3 separate regions of the Mus musculus genome follow, and regions 2 and 3 are each linked to region 1. The links are chromatin loops, found by intact Hi-C in ENCODE. Cell type or tissue: left cerebral cortex. All regions are shown on one strand. Links, peaks and the distances in the headings refer to the core of each region. The heading gives the core; the rest is flanking DNA.

Region 1 (4,145 bases), core at 984-3,483:
CAATAAGTTATTTTGAAACAAAAGCCAAAAGTCAAGTTCCAACCATAGTTCTATTTAAAGTTGCCTCCTACCGATATGAACTCTTTAGTAAACTCTTTACGAAAATCTCAGGCAGCAGCTACAATGGAACATCTACCTTCTACCGATATAAACTCATTAGTAAACTCTTTATGAAAATCTCAGGCAGCAGATACAATGGAACATCTACCTTCTGACAATCCTTTTATATGGACATTCATGATGTAAGGTTTATGGCATACTATTTACAAATAAGCATATGCAACGACAGAGTTTGACAATTTCTAAGGTGATAAATAAGGGAAGCAGCTTTTTAAGGTTTGTGAGACAGACTGAAATGGATCTGTTATTAGACTGCTTCATTGCCAGGTTGTATCTTACGAAATATAAAGGCCAGTGGTAGGGGCGGGGTAAGCCTTAGGCATTTCAGTAAAACTCACGGCAATCATCCCTCACCAACATGACTCCTAACTATCCCTCCCAGGGAACACTTGGTGATGTCTGTAGAGTTGTCCATTGTCACTTCTAAGTGCAGGGCAGAGGCATGTGCAACTTGCACCCACAGTTGGCAAGGATGCTATTAAGTAGCTCTGTGCCACACAGGACAGCCCTCTAATAGGAAACTAACCAATCTAAAATGTCAACTGTGTTACACCAAAAGTCTACTACCAGGAATTAAATGTCTGCAGCCCTTCCAAGCCAACAGGGGGGTTAGATACAGTAACTACAAACAGGAAATCAGAGTGTGGGCAACCCTCAGCAGTAACAGAAGCCCTGAGCCAGCAGCACCTGGCTCATTATATTTGAGAGAAAGATACTATCATCCTCTTAATATCCCACCTGAGCCAGCCGGGCTGAATTGCTTTTACTGAAGGGGGAAAAAAAAAAAGGACAGGAAATTGAATGTGTGAATAGAAAGGGGTAAAGTTTACTGAAGAAAACCAGCTTTTATTAAATACAGAGGCCCATGTCTAACCTACGGAGTGTTAGTCACAGGAGTCTCAGGGAGTTACAATCTAAAATAAGAACACAGATGTGGACATGGTGCAAGAAAAACCCAGAAGAAATAACAACCCATGAGCCTCGCTGTGGCTACCTGCATTCTGAAGATGAAACACCACCTGGGAGTCTGGACTTTCAGCCTCATCCATGTAAATGCTCTGATAACATGTGGCTACCACAGTTTACATCCCTTCCATTCTGGGTTTCAGGACCCTTCACAAAAGCAAACGGTACCAACTGAACGTGCAGCATCTCTTAGGATGGTGCTTAGAACAAAGACAGACAATCCAAAAAGGAAGAAAACTAACTCCACAAATTGTCGTGTTGCTCAGCATGGGGTGAGTCTTGATCACGTGGTTTTTGTTGTTTTCATCATGTGTCTCTATGCATCCCTTCACTCATTCCCGTTATCTTTGAATCCTCGATCGATCACATCCTCCTCCCCCGTCTCTTCACTCCCTTTTCACAAGTGTGCCCCCCTCCTCTCTTTAAACTCCAGGGAAACTGTATGATGGAGTTGAGCCAGATCTCAAGAGATTATCGAGCAGTGACCCTCAAGCCCACCTTCCTCTTCAACACTGCAACAGTCCTAGGGAACCTGGTCCCCATGTGTGACTTCCAGAAACCCTAGATCAGTCCCACACAGGGTGAGCCTGCTGGGTAAGAGCTACACAGAACCAACCCTTATGATCAGTATTCAGTATTTTACTAAATTCGAAAAAGGACTCATTAACGGGCATACACCACCCTGAACTATGCTTGGAAAACTGTGCAGGTGATGTGCAGGTCTTCTGATAAGATGGGGCATTTACTAAATGCAAACGCGGTGTGATTCATCTAATAAACCTTATTTGACATCTTGTGAGGGTAAGTAAGGAATGACTCATTAAATCCCTTAAAATGGCACGCAAGGTATGTTTTACCCTCCTACAGTCCTCGGAATAACCTCGGGAAGTTTATCCTCTCATTAACTGTGTAACCAGTAGCCTGACACCGATTAACTCCGAGGATCCCGGGTCATATTAGGTAAACCGGTACAGTACTTCACCGAGTACTGTAGCGCGGTGCTTCGTGCAGCCCTTGGCAGAGGCACCTGAGCAACAGGAAAAGTCCATTACTCCTGTGGAACCCAGAAAGTAAGCCCTCATGTGCTCTGTGCAGGTTTACCCCTAGTCGGTTGGTTATGGAGTGCAAGCCCTGGAAATCCCGCGGTGCAGTGTGCGGTGTGCGGTGTAGCTCAAGTTAGGTGGCTAGCGTTCCACCCAAGTTTGGAGGGACCAGGAGGCAACTCTGGCTGTTGCTTCTCTTAGGAGCCCCCTCCTGAACCCCGAGCCCCAGCACCCCATACCTTGGTGAGCTGGGCGATCTTCTTGCTCATTTTCAGGTGCATGTCCTGGCTGTAGTCCATGTTGTGCCCTGCCAGCTGAGCGGCAGCTGGGGAGGTCGCGAATTTGGCCGGCCCGGACGTGGAGCTACCGTAATAGTGATGTTGCCAGCTCATGCCCGGGGTCGCCATCTTCCCGGCAGACCCCAGCCGGGGCACCTGTCCCTGCGCGCGGGGCGAGGCCGGCGCGGCGACGACACGGGACAGGCGACAGCCCGGGCGACCGCTTGCCGACCCGCCGGCCCGTGCCCTCCAGTCCCGCAGCCAGCAGCCCCCTGCCCGCCCGCAACAGCCGCGTCCCCCTGCCTCGGCTTGGCGACGTCGCGGCTAGCGTCCCGCAAGAAGCGGCCACCGGGCCCCGAGACTCCGCGGCCGCCGGGGCTGCGGAGGGAGGCGGAGACGGGGCGGGCTGCAGCGGCGGGAGGCGGGTCCGGGGACGCGGGAGCCGCCGAGCGCCGTTACCAGGACGCGCGGCTCGGGGGCTCAGCGAGCGCGCGAGGGTGGCCACGTCATTTCCCCGCAGCCAAGCTCCGCCCCGCAGCTCCCCGCCCCGCAGTCCTCCAGTTTGCAGCTTCTCAGCCCGCAGCCAAGCTCCGCCCCGCATCCTTCCAACCCGCAACCTCCAACCTGCAGCTCCTCAACCCGCAGCCAAACTCTCATCCTCAACCCTCCAGCCCATAGCTCCGCGTCCCTGCAACCGGCAAATCTGCGACCCCGCAATCTGCAGCCCTGAACCCCTCGGCCCTCCAGCCGCCAGCACTTGTCCTCCACACTCCCATAGCTACACAGCGATTGAGCCCCACACTAGGCGCCCTGCCTCACGGAGGCCTCTCACAGTCGCACAAGGCCTTACAACCTTGCAGCCTGAGAGTTCCCACTGCATCCAGCAGCACTGTCTCACTTTTCACCGCGCAGACCCACAGCTGCCAGCTCCTTAACACACCCATTTCCCACAGTCTGCACCCTTTGGCTATTACCCTGTGCCTGAGTGTGCAATCTAGTTTTTAAAAGAATCGTCCAAAGAAGATAAAAAATTGATGGTGACCTTCGTTTAGCAACAAGCAGCGGGAAGCTCGACAGAGCCTCTCTGCATGTACTTTTTGTGTGCAGGCCCAGCCACAGCCGACATAGGATCTTAAGGCCAAGCATCTCTACACTAGAGAAGTGGTGGTGAAATAGAGGGAGATCCGATCCGTAATCCTACACGTGATTGGTCTTCCCAAACTCATCCAAACTCAAGCATTTCAGGGTCATACTGACCTAATGTGTGCCAGGCTAGAATGAAGCGATGCCAAGGGCCTATGTTTGGAGGACCATACCTCTACAATCAGCTGCACCCAATTCTCGGTGGGATGAAGCCTGGAATAATTAAATATGAAAATGTAATTGGCTAGATATTAGAATAGGACTGGGATATAGAGGGAAGAACCCAACAGGGAAACAAGATATCTGCCCTTAAATATTGGGGCTGTATCAAGATTTGGCATTATGCGTACTTTTTCCACCTTGCTAAATATATTACTTTATACTGATCTTTTTCTTAGCACCTCTGCCTTTCTAGGTAAAACGACTTAAAAACAACAAATAAAAACTTGTATCCTGTGTTGAGGTGGGGTCCTTTTAGGTGATGGTAATACAAACTCTGTAGGATTATACTTATATTTCAAAAAATACATTCTCCATACGGTTTTGCACAACTGAGCTCCTCCACTTCATGTGTTTCCTCTTTAACATGCAAGGA
Region 2 (4,145 bases), core at 1,002-3,501, 120 kb before region 1:
TATTAAACAGCACAAAGTATTCCTCATGTTTTCCCCAATCTTTCTCCTTGCTAGCCCTTTATTAACATATTATAATTAATATGCAATCTGGAGGAAGTTCTGGGCCTCCCCTCCCTCATCCCTGCCTTTAGTGGATTTTTTTGAGGCCATCTCTGCTGGGCAGGCTAACTTAGAACTTATTATGTAGCCCAGGCTGGATTTGAGTTTGCAGTAATTCTCCTGCCTCTGTTTTCCAAGTGCTGGGATTACAGTCATGTATCATCACACACACACACACACACACACACACACACACACACACACACACACAGCTTCATAAACAAAGCATACCGTTAATCAGATTGATAGTTCTAACATGACTAGTGACTTGATTTAGGATTATACACTGTAGTAAGTTTGTTTCCTGCTTTCTCTTGTTAGCATAGGGGAATGACGGGCTTCAACAAGAGCAGTTGTTACAGGTGGAGAAAAGCTAGGCAAAAAAAGATGGGAGCATTACGTTTCGGACAATAAGACTGCAAAGAAATATTATATATACTCTACTTCACCTATTTGACTCTCTGAGCAAGTCTTTCTTTCTCAAATGTGTATTTACAAACATAGGGAGCCTATCTCATGTTCATATGTACTGTCATATCACAAATCCTACACCTGATTCTATATGCACTTCCTAATGTCTACCATGCACAAGCCAGTATCCTCACAAATGAAAGAAAAAGCACAGTAAAAGGTACCAGGCCCTCGGAGACCCAAGTGACGATCTAAAGCAAACCATTCCAGAAGGACTAAGAAGGTAACGTGAGTAAGAGTGAGAAGGTGGTTCTGGACAGACAGCACAGGCTGAGAGCACGTGCTGCTCTTCTAGGGGACCTGGATTTGGATCCCATCACCATGATAGGAAGGGCTCACAGTTGCACGTAACTCTAGTTCCAGGGGATCTGATGCCCCTGGACTCTGATGGCAACACATGTGCTGCACAGAACATTCAGGTGCACGTGTGCACGTGCGCGCGCACACACACACACACACACACGTGTGCGCGCGCGCACACACACACACACACACACACACACACAGAGATTGATTGATTGATTTTCAATTTAAATGAGCTGACAAGTACCAGAGAAGAAACCATGAACTGCCCTGGAGATTCCATACTAGCTCTAAGCACCTTAGCAAAGGTGTGGTTTATATTGGACTTATTTTATTTATGTAACATATATCATCCTCTATAAATACTATGACTAAAGAAGACTAGATATAGTTCAGTTAAAGTTCAGTTTGGCATCCCTGAGGTGGATCACACTGGCTACTGATTCTGCCCTCTCTGAACACCTGCTCAGCTGGGAGGTATAAAGTATAAAGTTGCATCACACTTAAGCCAAGAACACTGACAAGTACAGGAGGCTGGTATGAGATTAAGAGAGTATTTTTCAGAGAATCAGTCAAAGTAAGCCAACACTAAAATACTAAGCGACTTGGTTTTGGTTAGGTAATAGCATAATCAATCAGCCAAGAGTAAAAAAAGAGATTATTTGGGAAAGGGATCATAGTATTTCATGATGTGGATCTTAGCTGGGAAAAAAAAATCACAGCACTACCCTCAAGAGTGACCAAAGGAATATCTTTACGATTTTACAAATACAAAGTGAATGTAGAGCAGAAATCCGAAACAACAATTAACAACATACCCAACTCCAACAGCGCAGAAAGAGGGCGGGCAAAGAATTTTAAGTTCCTAACAGGGGCAGGTTAAATGTTTGCCTAGTTAAACCGGTAAATTACAGTGTTAAACAGACCGATATTTTTTAAACACAGCTTTCTTCTTCTTTTTTTTTTTTTCCAACATCCGTGCAATTAGACAAGTTTATCAACCTATAAACTCAGGCATCCCGTTACAAACTTAAGCCATTTACTGTCTAGGGGAGGGGGGACGATGGTTGTACAACTATCAAATTCTCTCTCCTCTTGCCTCTGGCATCCAAACAAATAAAATGGCTTTGCTTTATTTCATACTATCCACTGCAAGGTGGCGCCAAAAAGAGCAGTTTGGGGATAGAGCCTTGTCCCTCACCTAGGCTCGCGTAGCCCCGCCCCTCGGGAGCTGTGGCCACGCCCCGCGCGTCTCAATCCCGCGTTGCGCGCCATTCGCGGGTGCGCGCTCATTGCGCGCCTCCAGGCCGCCTGGCGAGCGAGAGCCTAGCGGAGGGATGCTTTGGAAAGCATTTGGAAATTCGCTTCTAATCCACAGGTGGTTGGCTGTGGCCTCCCAGCCCTGCGGGGAGTTTAGAAATTAAAGGATGCGGACGAGACCTGACGCTAACCACGGGAGGGAAACGATCCCCCGGGACCTCACGCTGCGGTGGTCACTTACGGGCTCAACACGCACTGTCTTGGTCGCCGGGACCGCGCTGCGGCCGTGGTCGCCCCAGCCCGACCCGCGCGGCGTTGGAGGGGGCGGGGCGTGCGCGCGGCCGCTCGAGGGGGCCGCCTTGCGCGGGGGCGCGCAGGCTTCTTCGCGCTGCTCTCGCTCGGCCTCTGAAGGACTTGAGCTTCCCGCGGACCCCGAGCCGCGCACTGCCTCAACTTTCCGGCCGCTGGGGCTTCTTCCGGGTGCGGACGCAGGCGGGCGCGCGCCAGGACGGACGCTGGAGTCTGCGAGCGGGAGGCGGGAGCAGGGAGAGAGGCGGGACTCGGGGAGCTGGAGGCGGGGTTTGGGCCGGACAAGACGTCTGAGGGGCGGGTCTCGGAGGCATGGGGCGGGGTTTGAGCGGGACACCGGCTTCGAGGGCGGGTTTAGGGTGAAGTGGATAATTCAGGCTGGCAGGAATTCCGCGGATTGGTGATGGGCGAACGCGGGGTGGAGACTAGGGCGGAGAGAAGGGGAACCCTGGTGACGTATTAGGGCGGGATGTGGGCGATCTGGGACTCGACTTTGGTTTGCACCTTCAGATATCTTAGAACACAAGTGATTTTGTTGTTTTTTTTTTGTTTTTGTTTTTTTTTTTTTTTTGGGTTGGCGATGTATTTAAGGAATCTGCCTACTTCCACGTCACAATATTTTCCATTTCGTGTAGTTCTCTGATCCATTTCGAGCTAAATTTTATAAGTGGTGTTACGGTTTTGTGAAGTCACTTCTACTTTAAATCCTCTGACTGCACATCTACCTATCAGCAATTTTTATTAAATCAAATCAGGCAGCTGAGGGCAAAATTGGATATAAAAAATTCATTATCTGGCCGGGCGTGGTGGTGCACGCCTTTAATCCCAGCACTTGGGAGGCAGAGGCAGGCAGATTTCTGAGTTCGAGGCCAGCCTGGTCTACAGAGTGAGTTCCAGGACAGCCAGGGCTACACAGAGAAACCCTGTCTCGAAAAAACAAAAACAAAAAAGAAATTCATTATCTTGACCCCAACTCAGCTTCAGCAAGAGAGTCATGTCAGCACGTGCTGCCACCGTTCATGTTCCCTGATCTCAAAATGTCCCTAGCTCAACTAATAAGTGTTTTTCTGAACTTCAAATTGTTCCTGAAGACTTTCTACATTAGAGCCTAAGGGTGTTACTTCCTAGGGCCAGGCCCTCTTTTTACATCAGTTAAGGATACAATGTCTCAAAGACATTCCTACTGGTCAATCTGATACAGGCAGTTCCTTAATTCAGACTCCCTTCTCAGCTAGGCATGGTGGCAAAGGCCTTTAATTCTGGCAGGTTGATCTCAGTGAGTTTAAGGCCAGCCTGATCTACAAAGTGAGTTCCAGGACAGCCAGATACATTTCAACAAAACAAAACAAACAAGCAAAAAAAAAAAAAATCTCTTTTCTGAGGTAATTCTTGGTTAAGGCAAGTTGACATTTGAAATTAAGCAGTACACCTGTATGATACATTGGTTCAATCTTAATGATTTTATGTCCCTATAAAAACTTCACACATTGGAGCACTATTAGTACATTGGACCACGGAAGGGGAGAAACTGGACCATAGCCACTCATAGTTTGTTCCAGGATAAACTGTTCTCTCCTTTTGAGGTAAGGGTTGCGTTTTTGACTCTACAATGAGTAGAAGTATTAAATTTTTTTTGAGACACAGTCTTGTTAGGTAGCTCACAATAGCCTCCAGTCTGCGGTCCTTCTGCTTCTTAAGATTAT
Region 3 (4,145 bases), core at 1,002-3,501, 110 kb before region 1:
TGTAGAAATGCCCCTGGTTACAAAATTGGATCTGCCCTCTGATGAGGATAAATGCAATTGTATCTGTAACATTCCAAGTAGTAACTGGAAGAATAAATAGCTCTTGTAAGCTATAGATGAATACACTTGTTATACTTGCTCACTTTATAAATGAAACAGCCGTCTTCCATGTCTGCTGCTGTTGGAAGAGTTATGCTCATAGGTACCAGCCTTGGAAAACTGGGTGCTTAGCATAGTGCAAGCCACAGGAAATGGCACAGCCTATTCTTGGGCTCCCTCTAAGAGCCCTAATCTACCCTGGACGTTTCAAAAGGAACTTCATAAGTCTCAAAAAGAACTTCACAGTCTTAAAAACAGATGGAATTTTCTAAATCATAAAGTTTAAAGGATGTCGGAATATTGGTCTTGTGCTGCTACGTGCTAACATCCAAAGACTTGCATTTACTAGTCACAACGAAGAGCAGCATTTTAGTTACTGACCAGGATATTAAAGCATTTTAGAAAATTCTGAAACATTTTATAAAATTTCAAACATCTGTATAATTTTTTTATTCTCAGGTAATCATGGTTCTAATGAAGACAGAATATTTACTGTTAGAGACATATAATTCTTTGCCAGTGGATTTCTGAGTGCCCTTGCTGCTGAGCTCCACTGACTCCCTTGATAGTACACATCTCTTCTTAGGCTGGACCACAAAAGTTTCCTTTCTGTTTGTTTGCTCCTGCTCTTGAGATGGGTTCTTGCTGTGTATCCCAAGACACCTTTGAATTTAATATGGTGCTTAGGGTGGCCTCAAAGTCAAGAGCTTCCCACTCCAGCCTCCTGAGTACTTGCATGGCTCAATATCTCTCTGGGTTGGTGTTTGGTGGAACACACTTTAGGAAATGAACACGGTTCATTTGAGCCAAGCATGGTGATAACTGCCTGTAATCCCAGCCCTTCAGAGGCTGAGGCAGCAGGGTGGCTGTAAGTTTTAAGGGCTCCATAGCATAACTATGTCAAAAAAAACAAACAAAACAAAACAACCCACCACCACCAACAACAATAAAAAAAGGGGGGAAGTAACTGTAAGTTGACAGTGCAGTCTACTGCACGGCCATGATAACAGATTTTTCTTTGTTCTAATACTGTATGTACAATACACATCCCTGTGTATACCAATAGGATGTTAACTATTAAGTGGTAAAGATATATTATTAACATTTTAGTATGTGTTAAAAGTATTTATTTCAAGAGAAACACTGAAGAAAAGGGTAAAATTCCCTTATTCTGATGCCAAATTTAAATGTGAAATTAAAGCTTAATAAACGTGCCCACAATACACAGATTTTATTTTCCATTTTCAATTAGCATTATTCAAAAACACTCCCCCATTGTCTATTGATTACTAATACGGTTGTACTAAAAACGAAATATCTTACAATGAGTTTCTTTATGACCTGGTCTCGTTCTGTTATCAGGGATTTTAATTCTGCAATCATCTGTATATCTTCTGGCCTTGATTCTCTCATTAGATACTTCTCTTCCATATCTTCTAGTCTATAAACAAGAACACCTTTATCTCACCAATACAACTCAAGACAACATCCTGTTGTAATAAATAACTAAGTCTTTCAATTAGTTAAACACACGCAGATTTACGGTAAGCCTTGCAAGCATGACAATGTGATTGCCCTAAGAGCCATTAAGTGCTCCATGGGTTGGTTATGTTTGGGAGGATTTTGCCGCTTTAAGTCATGTGTGAATGATGTGAGGTGTGCTTTGAAGGAGCTGAGAAGCCAGACGACACAAAGTTTACAAATGCAGTTTGGGTATTATTGTGAGTAGTTACCATCAACACAATGCTGTGTGGTGACGTACATGACATATATAAGGAACAAGAAAAGATACCAATGGAGGGAGAACAAAAGACACATGAATGTCACCTTCTTGTCTCAGTTTGTGGGGAATGCAGTTTTAAAACTCTCCATTATCAACCAATAAGAACAAATTGTTCAAGGCTCATCAGGGAAGAAAAATAATCACATTTTCTTGTAGGCCAACTCATTCAGTGGTATTTACATACAGTGCAATGTAAGTATTTACACACACTGGAAAGATTATACTATCTATGTGAGAACAACAAAAAAAGGTGTTAGGGCTATGTGGTGAAGCAGTCACAAGATGTCACTAGAGTGCTGCCTCTGGGGTTAGAAGCATCTTGGATGCAGAGCTACTTCCTATGGTTGTAAGAACAGTTGATAGAGACTGTAGCCAAACCCATCCTAGAAGGAGTAAAGCCTTGTCTGTTTTCATTGCAGAACAATGAGCAAGTTAATCAAACAAAGTAAAGTGAATCTAAAATAATCATCTACAGTTTTGGAATCTCATTTTGTTGTACAGGAAAGATCTCCCCTGCTCAAGTGTATGTTTCAACTTAGTTGAAACATTCTTTTTACTATTATTTTGTTTTGTTTTAGACAGGGTCTCATTATGTAGCTCTGGCTTGCCTGGCAAAAACTATGTAGACCAGGCTGGTCTCTAACTCACAGAGATCTACTGCCTCTGCCTTCCAAGTCCTGGGGTTAGTACTCTACCACACCTAGCTTAGTTGAAATGTTTGAAATGAAATAACCTCCATTATTATAAGCTAATTCTCCCAACAACATACCTTTACATCAGCAACAATTTTAATAAAAACTAGATAATAATGAAGACACAGTATTGACAAGAAGCAGTCTATAAGTACAAATAGGAAAGCATTAAAGGAGAGAACAAGAGACTGTTATGAACTAGGTAGACCTTAGAAATATACAAGCATCTCATCCACCCTTCTGCTAGGAAGGAACTTAGTATCATTCCCACGTCCACTTCAGGACAACATGAGTCAATGCTTTTCCAGCTATCTGGGCAGCTCATTAGACCAACAGTGCTTCTAAGAGGCTGGGTGCAAAGACTGACTGAGAGATTGGGGGCGAGGAGTTCTAAGATTATATATGTCCTGTTTTTCTTTCTTGTCTTTCTCTCTTTGACACTTTATATCTTGGATTTGCTAACCTCTGACCCTTTTCTGTTTGGTTCTGTATTTCTTTCTTTTGTTTTGGTGTGTGTGTTTTGCATTTTCAAGAAGGTTTATTTGTGTAGCCTTGGCTGTCCTAGAACTAGCTCTATAGACCTAACTGGCCTTGAACTAACAGGGTTCAGGAGTCCTATCTCTGCCTCCTAAGTGCTGGGATTAAAGGTGTATGTCATTACCCCCAGGCTGGTTCGTTCGTCTGTCTCTGTCCGTCCGTCCATCCTTCCTTCCTTCCTTCCTTCCTTCCTTCCTTCCTTCCTTTCTTTCTTTCTTTCTTTCTTTTTTTTTTTTTTTTTTTTTTTTGGTTTTTTGAGACAGGGTTTCTCTGTATAGCCCTGGCTGTCCTGGAACTCACTTTGTAGACCAGGCTGGCCTCGAATTTAGAAATCTGCCTGCCTCTGCCTCCCAAGTGCTGGGATTAAAGGCGTGGGCCACCACGCCCAGCTGGTTCTATATTTCTTAAATGACCTTTATGAAATATGCTCTTGAAACTAATTCATAATAGTCATGTCTGTGAGCATTATTAATATGGTAGCAGGAATCCAGTTTTATTTTCATTGAGTTTTCAGATTATCATTAAAAGTAATATAAAGGCTGAATAGAAAGGAGAAGCAGAACACATGGAAGTGCCAATCAGGGTTACTGCTGGACTCTCACCAAGCATATGAGGCACCCCCTACCCCCCCCCATGTGTGTGTGTGTGTGTGTGTGTGTGTGTGTGAGAGAGAGAGAGAGAGAGAGAGAGAGAGAGAGAGAGAGAGAGAGAGAGGGAGAAGTAGGGAGGGAGGAAGAGAGATGGGTAGGGTGGGGTGCAGTGCGAAGTGTGTATAGGTAAATTTCCCAGAGCTCATAAACAATGCAGCCCTATATTAAACTATACAGAGAAACATTATCTCTGTATAACGTCTATAGAGATGATAACATTTCCCACATTATCGTCTACTTCATGCTGCATTATAGAACCAATCTGACAAGAAAATCAATGACTAGACACTGCAGACCTGAACAACATCATCACTAGGACTCACGTAGCACAGAAATTACATTTTATACGTTGTTATTTATAAAGAAAATAGAGGGCTGAAGCAT

Evidence for each region. Peaks named below come from ENCODE experiments on the same cell type or tissue, not always from the same donor. Only the 100,000 strongest peaks of a DNase experiment are listed, where the experiment ranks them.
Region 2: it touches region 1 in a loop (2.8-fold over the local background); 2 of 42 quality-filtered maps call a loop at or near these places.
Region 3: a loop joins it to region 1, with 2.2 times the contacts of the local background. A loop is called at or near these places in 2 of 42 quality-filtered maps.

Annotation. Positions count from the first base shown.
Region 1 is chr10:53,748,345-53,752,489 of GRCm38, forward strand. It overlaps Fam184a (family with sequence similarity 184, member A), which reads right to left and starts at 2,565. Exons shown (of 18, transcript NM_001081428.1): 1 at 2,369-2,565. The coding sequence starts at 2,536. In left cerebral cortex, for the core only: no CTCF peak of the experiment used is centred there; DNase peaks (open chromatin) are centred at 2,276 and 2,963; H3K4me3 peaks cover 2,043 bases; H3K27ac peaks cover 1,356 bases.
Region 2 is chr10:53,627,350-53,631,494 of GRCm38, forward strand. Mcm9 (minichromosome maintenance 9 homologous recombination repair factor) reads right to left here and starts at 2,608. Exons shown (of 13, transcript NM_027830.3): 1 at 2,375-2,608. In left cerebral cortex, for the core only: a CTCF peak has its summit at 2,025; DNase peaks (open chromatin) are centred at 2,121 and 2,794; H3K4me3 peaks cover 1,644 bases; H3K27ac peaks cover 514 bases.
Region 3 is chr10:53,639,523-53,643,667 of GRCm38, forward strand. It overlaps Fam184a (family with sequence similarity 184, member A), which reads right to left. Exons shown (of 18, transcript NM_001081428.1): 15 at 1,423-1,540. Among named protein-coding and RNA genes, the nearest start is that of Mcm9, 12 kb to the left of the region's middle. In left cerebral cortex, for the core only: a CTCF peak has its summit at 2,161 (motif pointing right); a DNase peak (open chromatin) is centred at 2,181.